Regions from separate parts of the Homo sapiens genome. Here region 1 is linked to region 2. Evidence: read pairs that join two places in POLR2A ChIA-PET (ENCODE). Cell type or tissue: B cell. All regions are shown on one strand. Each heading gives the region's core, and the rest is flanking DNA. Links, peaks and the distances in the headings are about the cores only. Region 1 has its middle 9.0 kb from the start of RBSN. Region 2 has its middle 45 kb from the start of METTL6.

Region 1 (2,913 bases), core at 215-2,714, 270 kb before region 2:
TAAAGGCTACCGGGGTGAGGGGAGGGAGAGTTATTGTTTAAAGGGTACGGAGTTTTTATAAGGGATGATGAACAAGTTTTGAGTATAGATAGTGGAGCTGGTTACACAACATTGTGACTGTATTTAATGCCACTGAATTGTGCACTTACAAATGATTAAAATGATAAATACTGTGTTGTGTATGTTTTACCACAATAAGCAAAGTAATTTCTGGGCGAGATGTCAAAGCCCTGGCAATGGTAAGTGATTGGCTCGCAGGTAGTTAAGAAGAGTTTGCCCACAACAGTATAGGATTGAAAGGGAAAGTTTTATAAGATAGAAAGAACCCTGCATCAGAGTGTGGCCGGCGCCTCAGCAAGAGAGGACTGTGTGAACCACAGTGGATTTTCCTCAGGGGCATTTATGGACCTTAAAGCGGGAGCTTAAGGGTAATTTGGACCATGTTAGCCACATCGGTCATAATAAATGGAGGCCGAGGCAGGAGAATCACTTGAACCCGGGAGACGGAGTTTGCAGTGAGCCGAGGTCGTGCCATTGCACTCCAGCCTGGGCGACAGGAGCAAAACTCCGTCTCAAAAAAAAAAAAAAAAAAGTTACACTTGTAGATATTTTGGTGCTTTGATGTCAGCAAGGGTTGCACAATGAGTTTTGACATGCATGCATTCGGAGATGTATAGAAATTCTGGTTTCTTATACATTTTGGGGAAGGAAGCAGGGTACTAGATACCAGCTTTAGATCATAGGGAAATCGAATTACTTCTGAATTCCTCAGATGAGGAGTGTCGCCTCTAGATGGTCTGCTTTGTGGCCACCAGGTGATCTTTGCTCTCCTCAGTGATGAGGCCAGTGTGGCTGGAGCAGAGGAAGTGAGGGAGAGAGTTTTGGGAAATCAGGTGTGAGAGCCCAAGGGTGAGGGGAGGTCATAGCCATTGAAGGGACTTTGGCCTTTACTATGAGTGAGGTGGGAGCTGGGGGAAGTGCTGAGTAGGGGAGGGACAGGATGTGACCTCTGACTGCTGGATTGGGAAGAGACACGGAGGTCGGAAATGCCAAGTGTGCATGGCACATAGTAAACCCTTCAGAAATTCAGGTGACAGGATGCATGTAGAGTCCCTGGAAGGAAACACCAACTGTAACAGCGGGCACCTCTGGGGAGGGAAACTGGAATGGTGGGGAGACTGACTTTCCACAACGTAGGCTTTTTTCCTATGATTTGAATGGCTTTTTTCCTCTATATGTATTTTTCTTAAAAATATCTAAATCAAAAAAATTAAGGAAAAGGAAAATAGGAGAAGACTGAAAAATCAGCAGAAAGCAAAACTGCGGATGGGGTCCCCAAGCCACCCCTTTCTCCAAAGTTGTTTCCCCTTCATGCACCTGTTTGCTCTTCTGCGATAAGGGAGGCACTTGACAGGCTCAAAAGCCTCATGCCCAGGGAAGTCGTTTGCCCCAACTCGTAGCCTCAAATGAACCCCCACTTTGCTCACAGTTGGGGGTGGGCCCCCTCCAGTTCTAGCTTGTGGGCTGTCTAGCAGGTCAGTGAGGGTTGTAAGTAGCCTTGCCAGCCACCAGGGGGCGGCATCTGGCCACTTTAGAACCTTGCAGCGAACCCGGGTGTCCAAAGCCAACGTGGTTCTGCTGGTTTATCTCCAATGCCTTCCAAGGCTCCCTCCTGCTGACCACCGGAGGAGGCTGAGCATCCCAGCAGCCTGGGGTGGGAGACTCAGTCCCTCTACCACGCCTCTGCACTGCTGCCCCTTTCCTCTTTTAGGGGCTCGCCAAGTAGCTGATAACAGGGAGCCAGGATGCACAACACGCTGTCATGTTCTGGACCAGCCTTGGACCTTCCACAGAGCCCTGGGTTCTTTTATCTCTGGGGCCCCACCCCTAAACCTGCTCTTCCCACAGCTCTTCCATCCATGTGCTCTGGCCAAGAACCGTGGAGTCATCCTTGACTTCTTTCTCTCACATCCCACTTTTTTTTTTTTTTTGAGACAGGGTCTGACTCTGTCACCCAGGCTGGAGTGCAGTGGCGCGATCTCGGCTCACCACAACCTCTGCCTCCCAGGCTCAAGTCATCCTCCCACCTCAGCCTCCCGAGTAGCTGGGACCACAGGCACTCACCACCACGCCCGGCTAATTTTCGTATTTTTTTGGAGAGAGACAGGGTCTCACTTTGTTGGCTCAGGCTGGTATCAAACTCCTGAGCTTAAGCAATCCACCCACTTCGGCCTCCCAAAGGGCTGGGATTACACGTGTGAGCCACTGTGCCCGGCCTCACATCCCACTTCCAACCCATCAGCAAGTTCTGTCAGCTTTTACTTTGGAATGGATCTAGAATATGCGGAATCTAGAATACACTTCTCACCACCTCACTGCCTATATACAGTGCCCTTGACATAAGTAACTCCATGTTAGAAAGATTCCATCTTACATTTCAAAAGGCATCATGCCAACAGGGACCAGATGTCTGCCTCATCAACAGAAACTGCACCCAATCAGGCAAGGGTATGGCCACACACACTTTACTGTCAGCTTTCACCAGAAGACTCAAGGACCATTAAAAAAAAAAAAAAAGCAGGACTTCAGCAGTTCAACTCAGACATCTCACTAGACACTGTCTTGATGTCACTCATGGTCAGCACCCGGCATCTGCCACTGAAAGCTCCACCCAAATCAAGGACTCTTCCTTGCAAGACACTGATGACTGTCAGAATCAGCCCAGAACACTCTCCATGTTCACATCAATGAACCAGTCCAGCTCTCCTTGGAATGATTCATTAACCCCTTTTCCTATCCCCTTTCCCTTCGTGTTAAATGTTACTCTGTTTGATGTGAAATTTTTAATCTATAATATTTACATGTTAATTACGAATACTGCTATGACGGTTTGCAATATTGACTGACCTGTGG
Region 2 (2,913 bases), core at 289-2,788:
GGGTGGTGGCAAGGGTCCAAGGAGGTGGTGAAACTTTGTCCTTGGTCAGGTCACAGTGCTCTTATAAATCTTTAACATAACATTATTACTTGCATACATCCTCCTTATCTCCTCAGGGGTTAGTTTTGGGGGAGGCACTATTACCATCCTTGCTCTAAACTATAAACTAAATTCCTTCTATAGTTAGCTTGGCCTATGTGCAGAGATAAGCAAAAGCAGTTAACCTAAAAGATACAGGTTATCGCTGCAGGGGGGTTAGGAGCAAAATGGAGTTAGTCACGCTAGGCCTCCTTGTCACTGTTATAGCCATAGCTTGTGGATCTCTGGTTTAGACTATTTATAATGTTTGGTACTATAAATAATGCAGCTAATGAATATCTTTGTGAAGAAGTCCTTGAATATGTCAGATTATCTCTTAGGAAACAATCCTACAAATTGAGTTACTAGAACAAAAAAAAAGTATGGCTATTTTTAAGGTCCTTGATCCATAATATGGGATACAAGTCGAAGTAGCTTTCTGAATAGCCACCTAACCTTAACTCAGCATCATTCTTGGACCCTGCCCATGTCCCTGGGAATCCCTGGAACTAACATTTCTTTGGTTCTTTTTTTTTTTTTTTTAAGAGTCGGGGTCTCACTCTGCTGCCCAGGCTGGAGAACAGTGGCACAATCATGGCTCACTGCAACCTTGAATTCCTGGCCTCAAATTATACTCCCTCTCACCCTCCCGAAGTGCTGGGATTATAGGCATGAGCATCTGTGCCCGGCCACTTTTCATTAGTCCTAAGCACACACCACCAAGTTCAGTTTTCCTGAGATGCCTCCATTCTCCAGATCATTCAGCCCCTTTACAGTGGACAATTATGCTTATCTATTTCTGCTTAAATCATCTATCTATGTGCTACCTTTTCCTTCCCAACCCAATTGTTTAAAGATGACAGACTAGACCAGGCACCATGGCTCATGCCTGTAATCCCAGCACTTTGGGAGGCAGAGGCAGGAGGATCTCGAACCCAGGAGTTTGAGACCAGCCTGGGCAATATAAGGAGACTCTGTCTTTACAAAAATAAAATTAGCCACACATGCTGGCACACACCTTCAGTCCCAGCTACTTGGAGGCTGAGGTAGGAGGATTGCTTGGGCCTGGGAGGCAGAGGTTGCAATGAGTCATGATCAGGCCACTGCACTCCAGCCTGGCAACAGAGGGAGACTTGCTTCAAAAAAAAAAAAAAAAAAAAGACAGACTAAGCATGTGTACCTAGTTAGGATCCTTCTGGAAACCCCACGAAAATGACAGCAAAAGGATATTTTTATCACATAAACCCCATACAACTGATTAAATTTGGGAGAACATTAGAAACAAGGACATTCTATCATTTGCAACAACATGGGTGAACCTGGAAGATATTATGCTAAGTGAAATAAGCCAGATTCAGAAAGACAAATACCACATGATTTCACTTATACGTGGAATTTTAAAAAGTTGAACTCACAGCAGCAGAAAGTAGAATGGTGGTTACCAGAGGCTGGGGGAGGAGAGGAGTAGGGGAGATGTTGACCAAAGGGCACACATTTCAGTTAGCCAGGGGGAATACGTTTTTGAGATCTACTGTACATGGTGACCATAGTCAATAATAATGTATACTTTGAAGGAGCATCTGGAATTTTACCCCCAGATATGGCTCCCTGGTATAATGAGTATTTTGAATTAAATGTCCTTAGCAATCAACAGATGCTAGAAGAAACCTTTTCCCTATCTACATAAAGACCTAAGGGATCCACCAAGGAAAACAATTACTAAGTTTTTATTCCATTTCTCCTATTAATCTGCATTTGGTGAGTGATTTTTTAGTTATTCTTCAGAGGGCAAAGGGGAAGTTTGTTCCTGGCCCCTACAGTTTCAAAATTGTAAAAATAATAACAATAATGAATTTTTTAAATTACACATTTATTTTTACTTTTTTTTTTTTTTATTAGAGACAGGGTATTGCTATGTTGCCCAGGCTGGTGTCTGGAACCCCTGAATTCCTGGGCTCAAGCAATCTTCCTGCCTTGGCCTCTCAAAGTGTTGGAATTACAGGTGTGAGCCACCATGCTTGGCCAAGAATAGATTTTACATGTTCTCAATACAAAGAAAAAGAAGTATGTGAGGAGTGTGATATGCTAATTAGCTTCATATAATCATTCCACAATGTATACATCTATTACTATCAAAACATCATATTTATCCCATATATATATTATTTGTCAATTAAAAATGTAAATTTTCATTTAAAATTTTGAAGGGCTAGAAAACAGGATAAATAGCAACTGACTTAGCAGGCTTGTGAAGCTGAGTCTTAAGCCAGCAGGGATGAAAGTCAAGAAGCAACTCAACTTGCATTGAGACTCCCATAGAGTTTTGTGACCAGGCTTTGGTAGTACCAGCTACGTCTAGTATAAGTGGGGGTGTGTATAAGACTGAATACAGGAGAATTGGTTGGAAGTCAGTAAGAAGAAGTTAGAACCCTAAATCTCTCCTGCAAGTCCACACAGCCAGACTGTACATCCCCCACCCCAGAATAAGACTGTAAGTTGAAAACAAAAGGTCTCTGGATAAAGGGTTACCAGGCAAAATTAGGGTTGAGGTACTATACTGAAAACAATATCATACTGGAAGATTATTTTCTGTGGTTCATATAATACAAAAGCACAGCCAGATATCCTACAAAGAATCCCAGGTTCCAGACTTTTGTTTGAGACCTGAAAAAGAAACAAAAAAGAGATAAAAGAAAACAAAATAAGTAAAAACCAATAAATAAAATGAAGCCCATGTTGACAACTCCACCTCATGTGCTCAGAGCTTCCAAGCAGCTTTTAAGCTCCGCATTAAAAAAAAATATGAATGGAAAACCAAGGGTCACCACACATCTG

The links. Peaks named below come from ENCODE experiments on the same cell type or tissue, not always from the same donor. Only the 100,000 strongest peaks of a DNase experiment are listed, where the experiment ranks them.
Region 1: POLR2A ChIA-PET joins it to region 2 with 8 read pairs; 2 of 35 experiments call an interaction of 5 or more read pairs at or near these places.

The regions. Positions count from the first base shown.
Region 1 is chr3:15,106,695-15,109,607 of GRCh38, forward strand. No RefSeq gene overlaps it. Among named protein-coding and RNA genes, the nearest start is that of RBSN, 9.0 kb to the left of the region's middle. RefSeq lists an enhancer at 1,612-2,111. In B cell, for the core only: CTCF peaks have their summits at 1,547 (motif pointing right) and 1,747; a DNase peak (open chromatin) is centred at 1,577; H3K27me3 peaks cover 943 bases.
Region 2 is chr3:15,381,446-15,384,358 of GRCh38, forward strand. It overlaps a transcript of METTL6 not described here. Among named protein-coding and RNA genes, the nearest start is that of METTL6, 45 kb to the right of the region's middle. In B cell, for the core only: no CTCF peak of the experiment used is centred there; no DNase peak of the experiment used is centred there; H3K4me3 peaks cover 256 bases; H3K27ac peaks cover 1,853 bases.